Linked DNA regions of Homo sapiens: region 1 is linked to region 2. Evidence: read pairs that join two places in POLR2A ChIA-PET (ENCODE). Cell type or tissue: Caco-2. All regions are shown on one strand. Links, peaks and the distances in the headings refer to the core of each region. The heading gives the core; the rest is flanking DNA. Region 1 overlaps LINC00609 (long intergenic non-protein coding RNA 609). Region 2 overlaps LINC00609 (long intergenic non-protein coding RNA 609).

Region 1 (11,085 bases), core at 942-8,941, 72 kb after region 2:
TGCCAGGTTTTGGTATCAGGATGATGCTGGCCTCATAAAATGACTTAGGGAGGAGTCCTTCTTTTTCTTTTGTTTGGAATAGTTTCAGAAGGAACAGTACAAGCACCTCCTTGTTCCTCTGGTAGAATTTGGCTGTGAATCCATCTAGTCCTTGAATTTTTTTGGTTGGTAGGCTATTAATTACTGCCTGAATTGCAGAACTTGTTATTGGTCTATTCAGGGATTCAACTTCTTCCTGGTGTAGACTTGGGAGGGTATATGTGTCCAGGAATTTATCCATTTCTTCTAGATTTTCTAGTTTATTTGCATAGAGGTGTTTAAAGTATTCTCTGATGGTAGTTTGTATTTCTGTGGGATCAGTGGGGAAATCCCCTTTATCTTTTTTTATTGCATCTATTTGATTCTTCTCTCTTTTATTAGTCTGGCTACTGGTCTATTTTGTTGATCTTTAAAAAAAAAAACAGCTCCTGGATTCATTGATTTTTTGAAGGGTTTTTTTTGCGTCTTTATTTCCTTCAGTCCTGCTCTGATCTTAGTTATTTCTTGTCTTCTGCTAGCTTTTGAATTTGTTTGCTTTTGCTTCTCTAGTTCTTTTAATTGTGATGTTAGGGTGTTGATTTTAGATCTTTCCTGCTTTCTCTTGTGGGCATTTAGTGCTATAAATTTCCCTCTTAACACTGTTTTAGCTGTGTCCCAGAGATTCTGGTACATTGTGTCTTTGTTCTCATTGGTTTCAAATAACTTATTTATTTCTGCCTTAATTTCATTATTTACCCAGTAGTCATTCAGGAGCAGGTTGTTCAGTTTCCATGTAGTTGTGTGGTTTTGAGTTTCTTAATCCTGAGTTCTAATTTGATTGCACTGTGGTATGAGATATTGTTTGTTATGATTTCCATTCTTTTGCATTTGCTGAGGAGTGTTTTACTTCTAATTATGTGGTCACTTTTAGAATAAGTGCTATGTGATGCTGAGAAGAATGTATATTCTGTTGATTTGGGGTGGAGAGTTCTGTAGATGTCTGTTAGTTCTGCTTGGTCCAGAGCTGAGTTAAAGTCCTGAATATCCTTGTTAATATTCCTGTCTAATATTGACAGTGTTAGTCTCCCACTATTATTGTGTGGGAGTCTAAGTCTCTTTGTAGGTCTCTAAGGACTTGCTTTATGAATCTGGGTGCTTCTGTACTGGGTGCATATATATTTAGGATAGTTAGCTCTTCTTGTTGAATTGATCCCTTTACCATTATGTAATGGCCTTCTTTGTCTCTTTTGATCTTTATTGGTTTAAAGTCTGTTTTATCAGAGACTAGGATTGCAAGCCCTGCTTTTGTTTTTGCTCTCCATTTGCTTGGCAAATATTCCTCCATCTCTTTATTTTGAGCCTATGTGTGTCTTTGCATGTGTGATGAGTCTCCTGAATACAGCACACTGATGGGTCTTGACTCTTTATCCAATTTGCCAGTCTGTGTCTTTTAATTGGGGCATTTAGTCCATTTACATTTAAGGTTAATATTGTTATGTGTGAATTTGATCCTGTCATTATGATGCTAGCTGGTTATTTTGCCCATTAATTGATGCAGTTTCTTCATAGTGTCGATGGTCTTTACTATTTGGTATGTTTTTGCAGTGGCTGGTATCTGTTGTTCCTTATCATGTTTTGTACTTCCTTCAGGAGCTCTTGTAAGGCAGACCTGGTGGTGACAAAATCTCTCAGCATTTGCTTGTCTGTAAAGGATTTTATGTCTCCTTCATTTACGAAGCTTAGTTTGGCTAGATATGAAATTCTGGGTTGAAAATTATTTTAAGAATGTTGAATATTGGCCCCCACTCTCTTCTGGTTTGTAGGGTTTCTGCCAAGACATCCACTTTTAGTCTGATGGGCTTCCCTTTGTAGGTAACCTGACCTTTCTCTCTGGCTGCCTTAAGATTTTTTCCTTCATTTCAACCTTGGTGAATCTGACAATTATATGTCTTGGGGGTTGCTCTTCTTGAAGAGTATCTTTGTGGTGTTCTCTGTATTTCCTGAATTTGAATGTTGGCCTGTCTTGCTAGGTTGGGGGAGTTCTCCTGGATAATATCCTGAAGAGTGTTTTCCAACTTGGTTTTATTCTCCCCATCACTTTCAGGTATGCCAATCAGACATAGATTTGGTCTTTTCATATAGTCCCATATTTCTTGGAGGCTTTGTTCATTCCTTTTTATTCTTTTTTCTTTAATTTTGTCTTCATGCTTTATTTCATTAAGTTGATCTTCAATCTGTGATATCTTTCTTCCACTTGATTCAGCTATTGATACTTGTGTATGCTTCATGAAGTTCTCGTGCTGTGTTTTTCAGCTCCATCATGTCATTTATGTTCTTCTCTAAACTGGTTATTCTAGTTAGCAATTAGTCTAATCTTTTTTCAAGGTTCTTAGCTTCCTTGCATTGGGTTAGAACATGGTCCTTTAGCTTCGAGGAGTTTGTTATTACCCACCTTCTGAAGCCTATTTCTGTCAATTTGTCAAGCTCATTCTCTGTCTGCTTTTGTTCCCTTGCTGGCGAGGAGTTGTGATCCTTTGGAGGAGGTGAGGCATTCTGGTGTTAGAAATTTTCAGTCTTTTTGTGCTGGTTTTTCCTCATCTTTGTGGATTTATCTACCTTTGGTCTTTGATGCTGGTGACTTTTGGATGGGGTTTTCTGTGTCTGGACATCCTTTTTGTTGATGTTGATGCTATTTCTTTCTGTTTGTTAGTTTTCCTTCTGACAGACCACTCTGCTGCAGGTCTGCTGGAGTTTGCTGGAGGTCCACTCCAGGCCCCTGTTGCCTGGGTATCTCCAGTAGAGGCTACAGAACAGTAAAGATTGCTGCCTGTTCCTTCCTCTGGAAGCTTTGTCCCAGAGGGGCACCCGCCAGATGCCAGCTGGAGCTCTCCTGTATGAAGTGTCTGTCCACCCCGGCTGGGAGGTGTCTCTCAGTCAGGAGACATGGGGGTCAGGGACCCATTTGAGGAGGCAGTCTGACCCTTAGCAGAGCTTGAACGCTGTGCTGGAAGATCCACTGCTTTCTTCAGAGCCATCAGGTAGGCACATTTAAGTCTGCTGAAGTTGCACCCGCAACCACCCCTTCCCCCACGTGCCCTGTCCCAGGGTTATGAGCCGCTGATTTGGGCTGCTGCCTTTCTTTCAGAGATGCCCTGCCCAGAGAGGAGAAATCTGGAGACGCAGTCTGGCTGCAGTGGCTTTGCGGAGCTGCGGTGGGCGTCTCCAAGTTCGAACTTGCTGGCAGCTTTGTTTACACCGTGAGGGTAAAACCGCCTACTCACACCTCAGTAATGGCAGATGCCCCTCCCCTCACCAAGCTCGAGTGTCCCAGGTCAACTTCAGACTGCTGTGCTGGCACTGAGAATTTCAAGCCAGTGGATGTTAGCTTGCTGGACTCTGTGGGGGTGGGATCGGCTGAGCAAGACAACTTGGCTCCCTGGCTTCAGCCCTCTTTCCAGGGGAGTGAACAGTTCTGTCTCACTGGCGTTCCAGGAGCTGCTGGGGTATGGAAAAAAAAAAAAAAAAAAAAAAAAAAACTCCTGCAGCCAGCTCAGTGTCTGCCTAAATGGCTGCCCGGTTTTGTGCTTGAAACCTAGGTCCCTTGTGGTGTAGGCACTGGAGGGAATCTCCTGGTCTGCGGGTTGGAAAGACTATGGAAAAGCATAGTATCTGGGTCAAAGTGCACCCTTCCTCATGGCACAGTCCCTCTGGGCTTCCCTTGGCTAGGGGAGGGAGTTCCCCGACCCCGTGCGCTTCCTGGGTGAGGCGACGCCCCACCCTGCTTTGGCTCGCCCTCCGTGGGCTGCACCCACTGTCTCACCAGTCCCAATGAGATTAACTGGGTACCTCAGTTGGAAATGCAGAAATCACTTACCTTTTGCATTAATCTCCCTGGGAGCTGTAGACTGGAGCTGCTCCTATTCGGCCATTTTGCCTGCAATCCAGGATTTATATTTTTAGAGAGTCAGTCCATGATAGATTACCTTGTAGTTTTGTGGAGAGGATGTTATCATCGTTCCTGATTTAGGGGAAAATGCTAAGAAAATAAGTGATTTTCAAAACCTTGCCATGATTCCATCAGTAATGGAGTTTGCACTGGTACTGGGAACCTCCAGGTATTGACTTGAGACCACATGCTTATATGGTGTCAGTTCTCTTCAACGGAAGTGTTTTTAAGCTTTCCAAAATTTCCATAAAAACAAAAATGGATGGTAGTCTTTTTTCTTTTTGAAGAAAATTTTAGCTATCTTTACATAATAGCTGCTTAAGAACTGAAAAATAAAGCAAGGTTAAAATCTGAAGCAAGAGTACTTGTCTCAGGTTCTGTTATATAAATTAAGTGAAAAAAAAAATAGCCATGGTAGGTGGTACACACCTACATAGAAGGCTGAGGCAGGAGGATTACTTGAGCCTAGGGGTCTGAAGCCAGCTGGGGCAATATAGCAAGAGTCCATCTCTAAAAACAATAACAAACTTTAAAAATTTTGAAAAGAATAAAATAAGCATAAATGGGGAGAAATTAATTAAAAGGAGACACTAAAAAATATGTCACTGCTCCCACATCTTCTCTGCACTCCCCCAAGGTACAATATTTTTTACCTCTTCTCACCTTTATTTCCTATGGAATCCAGCCTTAACAATGGAAATTGGAAAAAGCAACTAGACACCATGGAGGAAAAAAAAAGAACAAAGAAATACATTAAGGAACTAAAGAAAGGAAGGAGAGAGGGAGGGAGGAAGAAAGGAAGGGAGGAAAAAAGAAAAATATAAAAGAAAATCTGAATGTAGAATATAAGTGGACTAACTTCCAGAGGTCAGGACCACATGGGCTGAAAACATGTTTAGAACCCGATTTTACAGGAATTCTGCACGTATCTAGAAGGGCTTTTGCCAGAAAACCGTTAAGCTTAACTAACATTCTATTGTGAATGTTTTGTGATATAAGGTCATTTTAGTCCTATATTCAAGGTCAAGAAATGTTTCTTTTTAAAATAGAACGGCACGAATCCTCCTTTGTCAAGCTCATTAACAGAAAATGATATCTTTATACTTTGTCAGTGGATTTCCAATCAATTATCATCTAATGCAAAAATAATCCCAGGAGGTAAGATTAAGTATTGTTTAAATCATGGAACCAAGACCTATAGTCAGACATGACCTCAATAATGCAAATGCGTTTGTGAATAGCTGGGAAGACAAATTCATTTATAACAACAGACGGTGTCAGGAGAAGATTAAAATATATATGCACCACATAGATGAAATAATTGTAATCAGGACAGCAGAATTACAACATTTGGAGAATTTCACTGAATAGCTGAATTTCATGTATAACACAATCAAATTTTCTGCCTCATTCACTCTCACCAGTGTTCGCTTCCTGGATGTTCTGACTAATTTAAACTATGGTTAATTGAAGACTGAAATATTCGGGAAACTATGACAGGAACAATTTGCTACGGACAGTTTCCACCTGTACTCTCAAGACTTAGAAGCCATATGGATAGAATGAAATAGGTGAGATAAATCATATTTCACTAAATGTTTGCCACAAAATTAGAGTTTTTACTTAGGAGAATATAAAGGAAGGGGCTATAAAATACTAAGGTTAAAGCATTTGTTGAAAGATGGTAATATAAATAGATACAAATTTCAGTGTTCACTGGTAGAAAAGATTTCAAGCAATTTCAAAGTTGTAATCCTTGCATTTATGTGTTATTTTCTTATAAAGGGAATTTGCCTGTTCAACTGCACTTTAAAAACCAGTCATTCTTTTCATCATGCTAAATTAGAAAATTTTCCAGGAAAACGTCTTAAATGTATTAAAGTTAGAACTATTTTTTATTTTTTATAAAACAACTATCCGTACTTGGACATTTACAGATTCTCAGTTTTCATACATAGACAGATAATTTGAAAACACTGGATACTACAACCTGTACATTTCCCCACTGACCTCTATGTCCCCATCCCTTTACATTGTAGTTCTGCATTGCTGCCAGGAGACATCAGAACCATTTTTACAATATAAATACACTGGAAGGAAGAGATTCCTGTAGAACATTAACAGAAAATGATATCTTTATTAATATGTCTTTGCTATATGTATCTTTGTAACAATGTAATATATCTTTGTAACGGTGATATCTTTGTTAATTCCTACTACTTAATGTCAAGTTAATGTCATAGGACACTTAATTTCCCCAGGCAGTGTCATATCTTTGACCAAAAGGGATGAAAATATCAAATGTTAGACCTGGAAGTAACCTGGGGGTATCCGGGGGAATAACCTCATTATGCAAATAAAGAGCCGCAGTGGTCCATTGACTACTTCTCACAGCTGACGAGTGAATATTCTCCAGGATCCCATCATTCTCGGCCCATCTCGCCCATCTCAAGTCATTTTTGCCCTCTCCCCACGTGCAGTCAGAAGACTGGAAGTGGAGGTGTGAGCAGTAGATAGAGCAGTTTATAAGACAATGTTAAGACCATGATGAAAAGACATTAGAGGAAGCAGGAAAAAAGAATATGCGACACTTAGAACAGGTAAGTGTGCTTGCCCCATCAAGCCAAGCACAGCTGTCCCTCCCCTAAGGTTAGGACCTGGCTATGTTTGTCCTATGTTCTTTCTACCTCTATGGCCTCTCTGGTGATTTAAAGGCACATTCTCTCTCCATCTCTGTCTGTTTCTCTATGAGATTATTTTCACTTTGACCATTGCCCTCATTTATTTACCCCCAGCATAATGACAACAGATTGAGAGTTAAAAATAAATCCCTTGTTTGCAATCTATAAAAAAAAAAAGCAGTTAAATTTAAGGATGGGTCAAAAAGAGAGATGATATCGCAGGTATTTTTTAAATTAGCGTTTTAGATATTTTAACCAATCACCTTTCCTTTAACTCAACTGTAGTTTCAGCTAAGGAAGTTAATGAAACAGATAGATGGGTATTTCCTGATCTATTTATTTTTCCTTTTTTTTTTTTTTTTTTGTAGGAATTGGTGGTGTCTTGGAATATCTGCTTCAGGACGATAATGAAACTAATGATTTAGGGCAGTAGAAGAAGCCGTGGGAGGAACTTTCACATTTGGCGAGGCAAGTACAATTTTGTTAGGGCTTTTTGAAACTGCATTTGAAAACTTGCTTAGCGGTTTTGTGATTCATGGTATATATCAAATTTTATTGAAAAGCTGTCAGTGAACAGGATGAGAAGTTCTCTTTTAAATACAGTCAGAGGCATTATAAAAACTAGCAATTCTAAACTTACTGCAAAATAAAAATTACCCGAAAGAACTGTCCTTCTAGAGTGCTTACATGCTTCTCTTATCAGTCAGCCAGGATTAATGATCAGTTCAAAAGTCTTCATATTGTTTTGTCCATCCGTCCACCTGTCTGTCCATCCACCCGATGGCTATTGTGTGCAGGATTTCATGCTAAGTAATATGTGAAAGTATTCTAGGCACGCTACAGCAACAGCTTGCTCACACGCTTCCTCTGTCTTCAGATAAGTCTTAAGTCCTTGATGACTTTTTAATAAAATACGCTACAGAGAACGTAAGGACGAAACATATTCCTAGCAGAGTGAAATATGTGTAAGTTATTAAATTAAGGCTCAACTACGTCTGAATTTTTAGTGCTATATGTTTTAAATTGTTTTAAGTGAAAACACACTAATAGATTTCCTTTATAAAAAGTTCAAATATTCCAGACAAAGCAAAAATATCCTTTCTAAGCAGGGTGTCTGATATGTGTCCTTCCAGACTGAAACATATACATACTCTTGGTTTTTTAATCAATAGACTCACATCATATATGTTGTGCTACATCCAGCTTTTTGCACTTAATATGTCTGGGAGATATTTCCTTTATTGTTACAGTTGTCCCAGAAATCTCTCTGTGGTTGCTAGGGAATGTACCTTTATCTTTGGTTTTAACAGTCATATTCATGTGTCAGGCAGAAATAGAAGGTATGATAATATAGATCTTGCCTAATAGTGAATATCGTGAAACAACTGTGCAGGGATTGCCAATGTTTGGTGGTTTTCTTTCTAAATTTTTGCTCACTTCTATTAAAGGGTTGAAGCATTAGCAGACAAAACTCTAAATATAGTTGGCCTGCACTGGAAGGTTAAAAGTGCAGTTCTCCTAATAGAGTTCTTATAATCACTAAGGAAAACACCATCTGAACTTTATAGCGACCAACAAATCAGGTTAGGACAGGTAATTCAGACACTCTAGCCATGAATTCTAAGGTGGATGATAGAGGCTATACCATAATCTTTCTCTCTCTGGGATAGAATGACTTTCATGGCTAATTAGTTCTATGGCCGAGAAGGTCAACTTTCTGGATGTTAGAACAAGCACATTTGTAAAAGAGAAACCATTTTAAACCCAGCAATAGTGAGTGCAAACTTATTTCAGTACTTTTTCTCCTCTTTGCAGATGATTAATCCTATTTCTGTTTCACCAACTTATTTTATGATGAAATCTTAATTATTTTCTAATAAATGACTGGGAATGCAGGAAGCTAGCTGGCCCATTTCCTCTGTTAGGTTTTTTTTCCCTTTCTCTGCACACTGGTGAAAAGACGTTGATGCATAACTTCTAGAGATGCCATGGTTATTTATGTCATTATAAACAGCTTATTCTAACTGGGACCCCACAGCCACAAGGAAAAACATACAATTTTATTTACAAAGAAGACTGAACCCATTTTAACTTCTGTATCAAATGCTCTGAGTAGGTTGGCTTCGATAGTCATGTTCAGTCCTGGGTAGAATGTGGTCTCATTATACAACTTCACCACCAAATCCTAGTTCTCGATGTTATCCAAAGCTGCCTTCTTCCTCAAAGACCTCAGTCCCCTCCCAAAGCCCAGGGGAGCGTAAACAAATCCCTCTCTCTCAGGGTTACATGAAAAGCCAAGTCATCATCCAACACAATAAAATAAGCTGGTGAAGGAAAGAACCAATCAAATCTCTTTGATTCTGGACTTAGGGAAAGCACTTAGGAAACCTCATAGTCTGCCCGTCAGAGGGGAAAAAACGCTCCAATTAAATGGGAACAGTACTCATTTTAAGCACTCTAAAATGTTAAGATTTAAAAAATACAGTGCTTAACGTTCTGTAGAGCTACAACAAAGAATATGCTAACCTTGGTATTTACACACCAAGCTTCTGCCAAGCCATTTTATAATGTACCTTAGAAAAATTTCATGCTTTCTCACAAAAAGACACCCCCTCCCTCCCCTGCTGTTGGCCTGCACGTTCCCAGGCATGTGAATTGCAATCCTTTTGAAGTCCAGTGATGCTGGTAGCTTGAAGGGAAAGCTCTTGCCAATAATATTGTTGCTCCTGATGCTCAGAACTGTTGCTGCTGAATGGCTTATTTTCTATCTTGATATTTTCTCTATATGACTTTGGCTGAATAGGCCACTTTTTCGTCAAGCTAGTTTCATGTGTGTTGTCTGTGTTCTAGAAAATGGAATTAACTACCACTTTCTAGTTCCATTTCCATGATCTTTACCTAAACAACACCCTCTCGTTAATAAAACATTATGCCTTTGCATTCCATTAAAACCCATTATTGGGAGTTTAAACTATTGATTCTGAATATATATATATATATATATATATATATATATATATATTCTACTTTTTGTGTGGCTGCAGAAATACTTTGCTATTACTCTAATTATATGCTGGAGTTAGAATCCTTCCAGCTAGTTAAGGTTGGAAGGATTCTAGTTATGCTGTCTACTGTATTCTTCTTTGTAGCATAACTAGAGTACTGTCCACTGGAGTGAAATAATAGAAGCAGAAACTCAGATTTAAAAAGAAAGGAAACAGAGAAAGAAAGGTTTTTAATAAAAATTTACTTATTTAGAGATGGGGCCTTGCTCTGTCACCCAGGCTGTAGTGCAGTGGCAGGATCATAGCTCACTGCAGCCTCAAACTCCTGGGCTTAAGTAATCCTCCCACCTCAGCCTCCCAAATAGCTGGAACTGCAAGTACCTGACACTATGCCTGGCTAACTTAAAACATTTTTTTGTTTAGAGATGGTGATCTTGCTGTTTTGCCCAAGTTGGTCTCAAACTCCTGGCCTCAAGCCATCCTTTGTCCTTGGCCTCCTGAGTAGTTTGGATTACAGGGATGAACCACTGTGCCTGGCTAGAAAGATTTTAAGAATAGCTTAGAACAGCACCAAAAAATGCAATTATTAGAATTTAAAACTTCAGAGTTTAAACAGAGATCTAAGAGACTGTCTGGTTGACCCCTTTATTTTACACATTAAGAGAAATTATAGAGACATTAAAAAAAAACTCTCTTAAATCCCATAACTGGGTTAGTACTAGAGGGGACCAAACCTGCTACTTGATTCAGTCAGAGATCTTCCAAATTTACACATTCAATATGGGAGGCAAAATTTTAAAACTCAGCTGTGGGACAAACATACTGCCTTAAATTTTTTTTTAAATTTTTAAATCTATGGAAAATGTGTCCTAAATATATAATTGTAATATTAAGAATAGCTCTCAAAGTTCTATTTATGTCGATTACATAAATGATACACTCTAAAAAACATTTATGAATACGCATTACCATTATTCGTGGTGTCTCAGATCTCTGATGAGTATGGTTGTGTGTGTATCTGTGTAAGTACACAAATACCTTTGAGAGAGAATGGAGAAAATGGATTCAGGTACAATCAGAATCTCCCAAACTGTCTATTTCTGGCAACCACTTTGACAAGGATAGCTTTTTGAAGTTTAGCAGTGTTTGCTCTCTTTCTCTAGTTGGTGATTATATATTCAATGGCAATTTAAATGGGAAGTAGGGATGTAGGGCCAGTTAATTTATGTGTTGCAATTCATCTTTCTACCTATCAATCTGGTTGTGTTTAGGGGAACAATAAGCAGTACCTCTTTGTCCTCCCAGTTTCTGTACAAAATGAGAAATGAAATAGAAGAGCTAGGAGAGGAAAAGCAGCTGGTAGAGCTCTATGTCCATGGAAGGAAACAAGGAGTTGGGGAAGAACATTGCCACTTTTCTTACACATATTGACCTC
Region 2 (11,085 bases), core at 1,498-9,497:
TGTTTAAGGGACAAAAAGAAAGGCAGGTGTCAGGAGCATGGTGAGTGAGGGGAGATGGCAAGAGATGAAGTTGGAGAGGGATGCAGAGGTCAAATCACATGGGGCTTTAGGGACCAAGATAAAGAGTTCAGATTTTATTTTAATTGCCATGGAAAGCCATTGGCAGATTTTTCAGCAGGAGAGTGATAGGATCTGATTTATGCATTCCATCCATTTTTGACCCTTTCACTTGAACTTTGGCTAGCAATTTTTTAGCCTGGCAGTGCCATTAGAGAGCCTCAAATTACTAGCTGTAAATCAAATTGATGGGAAGTGCTGTCATTCTTAGAAAAACGTTGAAGTCAACATAGCAAGAACCAACTCAATTTAAAAAAGAAGAGATTTTAACAGACTCTTCAGAAAAAGAAGATATATGCATGGCCAATAAGCATATAAAAAGATGCTCAACATTATTAGTCAGGAAAATGCAAATTAAACCAATGATGAGGTACTACCATACATACACTATAATGGCTAAAATTAAAGGCAGACAATATTGAGTGCTGACAAGGATGTGAAGTGAGGGAACTCTCACACATCACTGGTGGGAATGTAAAATGATTCAGCCACTTTGGAAATGGCTTGGCAATTTCTTATGAAGTTAAAATATTTACTTTTTTTGCCATATGATTCAGCAATCCACTGCTAGGCAAGTGAAATAAAAACATATGTCCATACAAAGATGTGTATACAAATATTCATAGTAACTATTCATAATAGCCAAAATCTGGAAGCAAAATCTGGAAACAATTGAAGTGTCCATCAGCAGGTAAATGGATAAATAAATTACAGTGTATTCATGCAGTGAAATACTATGAAGCGATACAGAGGAGTGAACTACTGCTATAAACAGTACAAATGAATATAAAAATTTTTCTTAACAAAAGAAGATAGACACAAAAAGAGTATATAAAGCAGAACTCCACTTATATGGAAATCAATAAAAGGCAATGATTGATGGTAACAGAAGGCAGATGAGTGGTTGCCTAGGGGTTGGGGGTGGGACTGTAGAGGACTTGAGGAAACTTTTTGGAATGATGGGAATGTTATATATCTTGACTGTGGTGACGACTACATGGATGTATACATTTATCTAAACTTATCAAACTGTGCACTCAAAAGAAGTGTATTTTATTGTTTGCGAATCTAAAAACATAGCAGGAAATACTTTCTGTATATTCTCATTAGGGAGCTGTTACCTCTTAAAAAAAATCATGTAACCTGTCTCTGTCAGCCTTGACCCAGTGAGGAGGTGAAGACCCTGGCTTAGTCAATATGGAGACACGACTTTCTTCCTTCCTTCCTCCCCTTTCCTACTTCCAACTCATTCCCTAGGGCATCCTCTGTCCTCTGCTCTGACCTCTGAATCTTAGGTCACAGAATTTCCTGCCTTGGTTGTATAATTCACATCCTTAGACTTTATTAGAGTGGCCCGTCATCTTCCAGGAGCTGTGGATCTAGTTGGTGTAATCAGTATTTCTTTTGGGAAAATTGGCTAATTCATCCTCTTACACCCTTTTGATTGGACCACTTTGTATCAGGTTATTTTCGAAGACTTTCAGTACTAATCTTTTCTCATTTTTGATCTAGTTCTTGCATTTTCCTGGAACTATTCAGCTTACTATAATTCTCTGTATTACTCATTCCTTCCTTACACTGATAGAAATATGTGAGTATACTTTACAGACAGATATATCCTTCATAGAGGCAACAGAATACCCATAGATGCCAACAGTTACATGTGCTACTGCAGAATAATGAAGAGAAGACTTTTCTTTATGAGCACCCTAACTGTGAGGTGCCTAAAATTGGGTCTACCACTTGAGTAAGTGGCTGAGTTAAATATTTTGACTTGAATTTCATAACTTGTCACAGTGATCCCATTGGGAGTAGAGTGGTAGGTTGCCAAGAAGGCAATTAATTATCTCTCTGCCGCCCTGTGTATTAAATTTTGTTCCCTCTCCCTAAAGAGAGGTGATGCTATGGCTTACAACTACTGTGCTCTTGCAGAGCTCTCCACACCAATTAGAAGGGTTCTGTGTTATGACAGTCTTTTATAAGATGTTATGACACTCTTTGATAGAAAGCCGTTGTCCCATTGAAGCAGAAACTTCATCAAAAGCACTAAGAATCGAGGGTGTGCTCTAGATACCCCGAATGGGAGGGGACTCTGTGCTCACTGGGTCCATCAAACAAAGCGCCTCCCACATAGGTCTTTCCATGTGATCCAGCTATTTCCCTACATTTATCTCCTAGCCCCACCCTTATTTAAGTACACAGTTGGAAGAAGGTCTGTAATACTGCATTTAACTCGCTACTGGGAATGCTTTATTGTGTTTATTTAAAATTCTTAAAGCTCTCTTCTGTGAAAGGCAAACTTGCCCTTAGCACATGAGTGGGTAAAGGGTATGGGATTACTTCTTGATTAGAGTGATGCTTTTTGTTAGGAAAGGGTGAAAGTCACTGCTATAAGCCATGTCATGACATTACTGGGAATCGTGGATTTTAACATCTCCAACTCTAATTTCCTTTAGGAAGCCTTGCCTGTGGTCTCACATCAAATTTTCCTATCTGGACAGTGAGAAGTTTAATCTCAGAGATGTGAGACCAAGTTGCTAATTACTTAGCACCCGAAATTCTTAGATACTGTTATGTTTCCATTATCAGGGCCAAGAACTGAATAAATAACTCATTGCATTGGTTGTCTCAGTCTCATTTCTCCCTAACTTTCTTTAGCTTTAAGTACAGCCAATTCAAATAACAAATAATAAGCAAACAAAACATCATCAAACTGGAGATTCAAAACTTGCTAACTTTCTTACCCCTGGACCTTTTCAGATCAAGGGGTCTTAAACTGAGCACATGGAATCTCTCCTTAAGAAAGTGTAAAGTTTTATGGGAAGATGTGCAATTAATTCAACCACTTGCAGTCCTAAATATATAGCTGGATACTTCTTAACCTTGGTGTATCTATTCTTAATCATATTTGTTGTATCTTTGAATCCAAAAAGGTTCTGGTTAGACCAATAGTGAAGAATTACGTTGAATTAAGTAATAGTTTTCAGAAGTGGATAAGATGTTAATGTTAATGGTGCTATCCAATTGCTCATTTTCATCTTGGAAAGTTTCCCTATTTTTATTCAGAGGAATTACTCTGATATGTTTACCTATAGTCCTTCCCGATCCTGATATACTGTCTAGGACAGTATATATGTCTATGTTTTCCTGTTCATCAGTACGTAGCAGTCATTACTATGCTGGCAGGTGTTTTGTTTGTGTGTGTTTTGTTGTTGTTTGGTCTAATATTTGATATGTAGAAATGTATCATAAAAGGATGAGGCAATGGAATAGACCTCTCAGAAACAGAACTAAACTGGCCGGGCGTGGTGGCTTACGCCTGTAATCCCAGGGAGGCTGAGGCGGGCGAATCACAAGGTCAGGACATCGAGATCATCCTGGCTAACACGGTGAAACCCCGTCTCTACTAAAAATACAAAAAATTAGCCGGGCGTGATGGCGGGTGCTTGTAGTCCCAGCTACTCAGGAGGCTGACGCAGGAGAATGGCGTGAACCCGGGAGGCGGAGCTTGCAGTGAGCCGAGACTGCGCCACTGCACTCCAGCCTGGGCGACAGAGCGAGACTCTGTCTCAAAAACAAAACAAAAAAAAAAAACAAAAAAAAGAAAAAAAAAAAGAAAGAAACAGAACTAAACTGTAACTCAGGAAGCCTGAATTCTAGTCCAAGCTGTGCTTTGTACTGGCTATATCATTTTGGGCAAATCACTTTAATCTGTATCTTCGTTTCTTCATTTTAAAAAATGGAGGTGATGATGTTAACTTTAAGTATTATGTGGAAGCAAACACAGAGCCAGGCATAAACTAGATGTTGAATAAATGTTTGTTAATTCTACATCTAAAAATATTAATGTTCTGTAGCTCTAAGTTTTTATACATTCTACAATAGCTCTAAATGTTAAAAAAAAATGCTTGTGTTTCTCAAAACCAGAAAGTGGCAGAAGTTGAGGATTATTGTGATAAAGTTAACAGCAATGAATTCTGAAGAGCATGCATTTGTTTTTAATCCTTACATGATTCTAAGATGGTGGTGCTTACCAACATACTAGGGTCGAGGTAGGAAGAAGGGAAAGATACAAAAATGAACAAGATATTATTCCTGCCTTCTGGGAGCTTACAGGCTCAGACCTACCATCAACATGATAGAAATCTTGGACACTGGTGCATTTGTTTTACGCTCTATGAGCATCTCAACTTCAGTAGAGAATTGTTAATTTATTTGAAGTTGTTTTACATTTGTAATGGTATAAAATATATTTTATAGGACTTTCTACTTGTATTTAGTTAGAAGTTTGTTCTTACTTTAATCTAGAATAATTGCTGTCATGTTTCCAGCTACTTTCCTTTAAAATTCCCCTTAATCATTATCTACCCTTGTTATCAAGAGCTAGTCAAACCAATCTCATAGTGTATGTGTTTGTGCGTGTGTTTATATATTTTTTCCCTCTTCATTTGTTTACTCCATTAGTTGTGATACAGGCTAAATTGCTGTAACAGAGACCCAGAAATGCAGTAGCTCTGTCCTATGAGGTCATTTGAGGACTGGGCTGGTGAGTCAGCTCTGCTCTGTTGAACATGTGGCTTCCATTTTAGACATCCAGGGTAGCTGTGTTAATTATTGACATTTCTCAGCCAGAGGGAAGAGGGCAGAGGAGGTCCATGGCAAGGAGCTTTATTTATCATTAAGTAGGTGACTCAGCAGCTACACACAACACTTCTATTCACATTACGTTGGCCTGAACTTCATGTTACTACTTCTAGCTGGAAGGGAGGCTGGGAAACGTACTGTCTAGATGGGCAGTGGGGGATTCTGTTACTTAAAGGAAAAAAAGAGAATGGGCACTGGCTGATAACTAGCAGTGTCTGCCAGTCACTTACTCCTCAATCAGTATTAATTCACATGTGAATACCAGTCTCTCATTCGTTCATGTTCTCATTGGCAACATGGGGATGTGACTGATAATTCCAGTAAGACAAGAATACAAGAATGTTACTGGTCCTTGGAATTAGTTTCTTATGTCTGTTTGTCTGTCTACCTACCTATCTATCTACCTTATTCGTCCTGTGGGTACACAATTATCTGCAATTCTGCTGTATGAACCTCTTGGTTACGGGTAGGTTCATTTTTGCCAAAAAATCTGTATTTCATTGGGAAAGTTAACTGCATGCAAATGAATAACTAGGAGTTAACTAAGAGTAGAAATAATTATAAAACACTTGTCAAAAGTGAAGTGCCATAGCAATGCTAAAAAATGACACTAAGAAAAAACTGATTGTCGTGACTTCAAAGGAAGTGTGAGGTTGGAGTGTTTTGACGTGTATAGCATTTAAATGATCTAAATAGGTGTTTAGGTGCTCACATGAGAGACTGTTCTAGCTACTTAGGGGGAAATAAGAGTCTGTTCTATCCACTCAATGCTTAGATGTTTCCGTGAGAATTTTATCATCTTTAAATATTATTTAAAAAGTAAAGATTGTGTTGTTCTTGGTTAAATTTATCTAAAGGAAAAACATTGCCTAACAAAAATAAGACATTCTTCTTAGACTGCTTTGTTTCTAGAGCCTCTGCCTCTGATATAATCTGTTGCCTCTAGATCCATGTGTTGACCAGACATACAGGAGTTAGTGCTGTAAACCAGCAGTGAACTCTTGTCAGAGATGGAACTTTGGGTTAGGCAACTTTCTTGTTTTAAAAACATGTCTTTATATATTTATTAGATATAGGAGGCCTCTCCAAAGGCAATAATCTGGTTATTTGAATGTTAAATGAAAGAGAAAGGAAGAGATTATATTGCTTGTAAGTATCAATAGTTTAAAAATAAGAAAACATAAATAGTTTGTATAGGAAACCTTGGAGTGTTTGAGATATCCCAAAACTCAACACCATCTACACTCACGAATGCTTTGGTTTAAAATATTTATTCTGGTGTGTTATTTAGCACAGTGGTAAAACCTCTGGCTCTGGGCTCAGTTAGAGTTGAGTTCAAATCTATCCTGTGATCTTGAGCCACCAAGATCTTCTTTCTCCATACCTGAGTTTCTTTACTGGTAAAATGGGTACTGGAGTAATAATAGTACATTATAGCGTTTTCTTTCTTTCTTCTTCTTTTTTTTTTTTTTTTTTTGAGACATAGTCTTGCTCTGTCGCCCAGGCTGGAGTGCAGTGGCACGATCTTGGCTTGCTGTAACCTCTACCTCCTGGGTTCAAGTGATTCTCCTGCCTCAGCCTCCTGAGTAGCTGGGATTACAGGCTCCTGCCACCATGCTCAGCTAACTTTTTGTATTTTTAGTGGAGATGGGGTTTCACCACGTTGGCCATGCTGGTCTTGAACTCTTGACCTCAGGTGATTCGCCTGCCTCAGCCTCCCAATGTGCTGGGATTACAGGCCTGAGCCACCGTGCCTGGCCTCTAATAGGGTTTTGAGAAGTGAGATGAAGCATGTGAAGTGCTTACCGTAGAATATGGTAAATGCTCAACAAATGTCAGGGATGATTTTCTGCTTTTCTTTGCTCAGATATTCTGTGAAGGGCAGCATTCACAGTATTTTTCTGTGGATGATTTCAAATCTCAGACTCACTGGGGTTCCATAGAAATATTCTTTTATGATGTGGCAGTATACCTTTGTGGTTGGGCCCAAACATCTTCCACTAATCTCTACCTGTGTACCTTGGGTCGAGTTAGTTAACCTTTCTGTGCCTTGATTTTCTCATTTGTAAAATGGAGGTCATAATAGTACCTACCTCATAGGGTTCTTATAAAGACTGACTAAGATATGTGAAAGTTCTTGTGACCATTAAAAGGTAGGTAAAGTGCTTAGTTTGACACACAATAAATGTTCAACAAATGTGACAATATTAATTTTAAGGCTTAAAATTGTTAGTTGTTTTTTTTTTAGTGAATTGGTAAATTTAGTGAATTTGGGTGTCTAGTACCACATTTTGAATATAGTTCAATTCCTCATTTTAAGAACAGTTCTTTCAGTACCCCGTGGTCTTCGAAGCAGTTTCTCAACTACAGGGTGCACTATCACGAATAAATGACAGAAAGAAGCACCATGCTGATAATCTAACGTTCTAAATTACTGTTAAGTACTTAGTTCTAACACCCACCCTCAGGTTTGTTATAGTAGAAGCTAATTAATAAATATGGATGTTTTTATTTTCCCCTTTCTCCTTTTTAACTTCCTAATGAGGTAAACAGATGGCAGACAACTGGCACCAGAGGTGAAGAGAACTGGCAGTGCAATGGTTAACTTCCTTTCCTAAAGGACATGTGGGCTTTATCCTAGTGTCTCAACTCGTTACTTATAGTGTTGATGGAGAGGCCTGAAGAAAAGGATCCCAGGGAGAGAGCAGGTGTGTTGGGCTGCTGTGGTTCTCCCTCAAAACTAGCTGTAGACACAATACAGGTGACCTGGCAACACTCAGAAGTACCAGCCTTTGAGATGCTGGGAATCCACATAACCTTGTGAATGCTTTGAAGGCAGGAGGGTATCTTACTAGATTTGGTTTCTCTGGCATCTAAGTAACCCTGGCATATAGTAGGTGCTTAATAGCTTTTTGCTGATCGGATACCTGGAAGTAAAACATACATCTTTATAATTTTGTATTAGATTTGATTTTATTTAGACGTTGCCAGTGCTGGGAGATTATACTCTGCTACTTGATACTCAACAATTTTGTAAAGGTTTATATTTACTAAAGAAACTTTCTATTTAAAGAAATCTGTGAAAATCCTTTTGTAAAAATTGATTAATTTTTAATACTGTATGCTTTGTAAATTTCTGTCTCTGTGAATAAAGAAGCACGAATCTAAAATAAACTGTTACCGAACAGGCATAATAGCCAGGAGAATCTGAAGTAGCCCCTTCTTTCATTTAAAATGTAGATCTGTCTTACTCCTTGCTTTCTTCTTTCGGGGCTGCCTGCCACTAAATGTTAAATGGTAACATCTCTACTGGCAATTGAAGAAAATAGACCTGAAGGCACTATAGACTCTTTAGAATGAAAGTATTTTATTTCACCATTCTCTTGTTATTTAAAGGTGTAAGGCTTAATTTCCATAGAGCCTATTCCTAAGTAAGATTTTAAGGCATCCCCTTGGGGCAGAGGTGAAAGGGGTGGGAGAGATAGGGGAGATAGGGTGAAATTTGGGGGTTTCTTTCAGAAGTTGTGCATAGGGGGCTCTCAGAGCGGCTGTCCCCTGGCTCTGCTCCTATTGGCTGTGGAAAGTGGGGTGGGGTTAGCCATTTCTGCAGTTGCTGCTGGGGCAAGGCAGGGACCTCTGAAAGAACCAGACACAACCTCCCTGATGTGGATCACTCTGTGTGTTCTCCAAGAGCGCACTCTGGCCCACGGCTTGACTTGCCTTTATTTTTCAACAAAAGGAGGAAAGTGAATTCCTTCTAGAGCTTGTTTAGGTGCTCCTTGGCTCCTTGGTGCTGGGCTCTGGCAGGATACAGCCACTGAAGTGTAGTGCATTTTAAAAAACTCTTTCTGGGAAATGAAAACATGATTTTGAAGTAGTCTGTAGTATTGAAATGCAGCACTCTGCTTCTTTGCGAAGCAAGACTTACTGGAGGCTCACTGGTACAGAAGGGCCCTCAAGGCAAAGAGGCTCAGAAACAGCAGGAATGGGATCTTGAGAAAGGTACCGCTCATCCTATGAAACAAATTGCTCTAATTAAAAAAAAAATGTGTCATGTTAGCAAGAGGAACTCAGCTGGCAATGTGACGGTGGAAGTAAGTTGTAAAAAGCCTCCATAGAAATATCTACTCTACCGACTTCATAATCTCTGCTGCTTTCTGAGGTGTGATGAAAAGGATCGGAAATTGTTGGCCGGTGGCCTCCAACACTTCTGGCCATTCCCTTCTCCCCTCACCCTCTTCTCCCAGGAAAAAGAATCTCTCTTTGAAAACATTTCCCTTTTATTTTCCTTTTCATCATCCTGTCTGAGTACATGGCTTCAATAGAGAAAGATGCTTTAAGACATTAACATTTTATCAACTTAAGGCTCTTTCAGCCATCGCCCACAAATCCCTATGGAATTTTGAACACTTAAGGTTAATTAGTTGTGCATTTGTTAAAAAGTCTGTGCCCTTAATAATAAAATAGGACCATCAAAGGGAAAAAAATAACATTTATTTAAATATATACAGTGTTTGAGATCACAAATTTCTATGTCTGCCTGGAAGCACTATCCTCTATTTTCATTAGTGTTTATATTCTTGCTTTTATTTGATTCTATTTGCATGAATTAAAATATTTTCTTTTATTTTGCCATTTGCTTTTAGAAATGCTAAAATTTAGCCAACTTTAATTGAATCATATTGTCTATTGGTATAGGAAATTCTCATTCTATTTCATAATAGAAGAGAAACACCAAAAGCAAAATGCTATATTGAAGCAAAATACAGTCTACCTGTTTGGGGATTATAAATCTCTGTAGGTTCTTAGAAGAATTATCCAAAATTCCCATAGAGACATAGTTTTTTTATGCCAGTGGTTCTCAAAGTTTAATGTACCTATGAATCACCAAAGGGATTTTTGTTAAAATGCAATTCTGATTCAGTAAGTCCTGGGCAGGGTCCAAGATGATACAGTTGTGACAAGCTCCCACATGCTGCTGATGGTTCTGGGATAGAGACACACTTTGTGGAACTAGCACCTACAGACATTTGCATTTTAGTTTCTTTGGTTTCAGCTGTATGCTTTCACTGGTTGGTGGAACTCAAAGCTTAGAAGAATTTAATAAAACTTACATTTTTGGTACTGACTTAGCAATGATAAGCTTTCTTTTCTTAAAGGAAGAGAAGCCGAGATTCACAGATGAGTTCTCAGCTGGCCCTGGGCCCTCACGTCCCTTCTATAGATGTCTAATGGGACTCTGGAGCTTCTCCTTTGTTCTCCTAGTCATGTAGAATTCAACTTTGCATTCTAGATATCAATTAGAGATGGGTGGTTTTTTTTTTTTAAAAAAAGTGTACTCCTATTTTAAGATATTTCCTTATCATGAAGCTTTTACCAAGAGCCCTGAAGAATATTCAATAAATCGAAGGCCTTAGAGATAAGCGTTTCTCTGTATATTTTTGGCTTATTATAATATAGAAATAAATATTTCAGCTAAATAATGATAAAATAATCTTTTTTAAACATTAGCTCTTTAAATGTTGTCTCTCCCATTAGACTATTAATTCCTTGAAGGCAGGGTCTATGTGTTAGGTTGTTCTTGCATTGTTGTGAAGAACTACCTGACACTGGGTAATTTATAAAGAAAAGAGGTTTAATTAGCTTACAGTTTTGCAGGCTGTACAAGCATGGCGCCAACACTGCTTGGCTTCTCGGGAGGCCTCAGGGAGCTTTTACTCATGGTGGAAGGCAAAGTGGGAGCAAGCACTTCACATGGTGAAAATAGGAGCAAGTGACAGAGAGAAAGAGAGCAAAAGGCGATGGGGTGTGGGGAGGAGCCACACGCTTTTAAATGATCAGATCTCGCGAGAACTCACTATCATGAAGATGGCACCAAGCCATGAGGGATCCATCCCTGTGATCTGAACAGCTCCCACCAGGCCCCACCTCTAGAATCGGAGATTACAATCTAACATGAGATTAGGGCAGGGACAACTATCTAAACTATATCAGTCTATGTATGTTTCACCTATGTACAGTTGTATAACTGTAGTTGCCAACAGGTTTTAGACAGAGCTGGCAAACCATAAATACTGGATAAATGGAATTCAAGTATCAAGTTGACATCAAGTCTGTCACACAGAAAGATCTCTGAAAATGACAATGGCCATTCATGGAGAAGGCTAGGGTTCTTTTTCTTCTTAGGACTTGCGGTTCCTCAGACATGTGTAGGCCTGCCTTTGACTCTGTGTTGCTCTCTGAATCTTAATTTTCCCACTTTTAAAATGGAGGTGAAACATCTGTCATGGGTAAGGAATGGTAAGAGTGAGCTACAGGTGTGGC

Evidence for each region. Peaks named below come from ENCODE experiments on the same cell type or tissue, not always from the same donor. Only the 100,000 strongest peaks of a DNase experiment are listed, where the experiment ranks them.
Region 1: POLR2A ChIA-PET joins it to region 2 with 8 read pairs; 2 of 35 experiments call an interaction of 5 or more read pairs at or near these places.

What each region holds. Positions count from the first base shown.
Region 1 is chr14:36,158,732-36,169,816 of GRCh38, forward strand. It overlaps LINC00609 (long intergenic non-protein coding RNA 609), which reads left to right. Exons shown (of 3, transcript NR_073454.1): 2 at 5,389-5,535; 3 at 6,381-6,557. PTCSC3 (papillary thyroid carcinoma susceptibility candidate 3) reads right to left here. Exons shown (of 4, transcript NR_049735.3): 2 at 3,893-3,952. Among named protein-coding and RNA genes, the nearest start is that of PTCSC3, 12 kb to the right of the region's middle. RefSeq lists an enhancer at 2,957-4,156. In Caco-2, for the core only: no CTCF peak of the experiment used is centred there; no DNase peak of the experiment used is centred there; H3K4me3 peaks cover 959 bases.
Region 2 is chr14:36,086,559-36,097,643 of GRCh38, forward strand. All of the region lies in intron 1 of LINC00609 (long intergenic non-protein coding RNA 609), which reads left to right. Among named protein-coding and RNA genes, the nearest start is that of LINC00609, 22 kb to the left of the region's middle. In Caco-2, for the core only: no CTCF peak of the experiment used is centred there; a DNase peak (open chromatin) is centred at 4,693.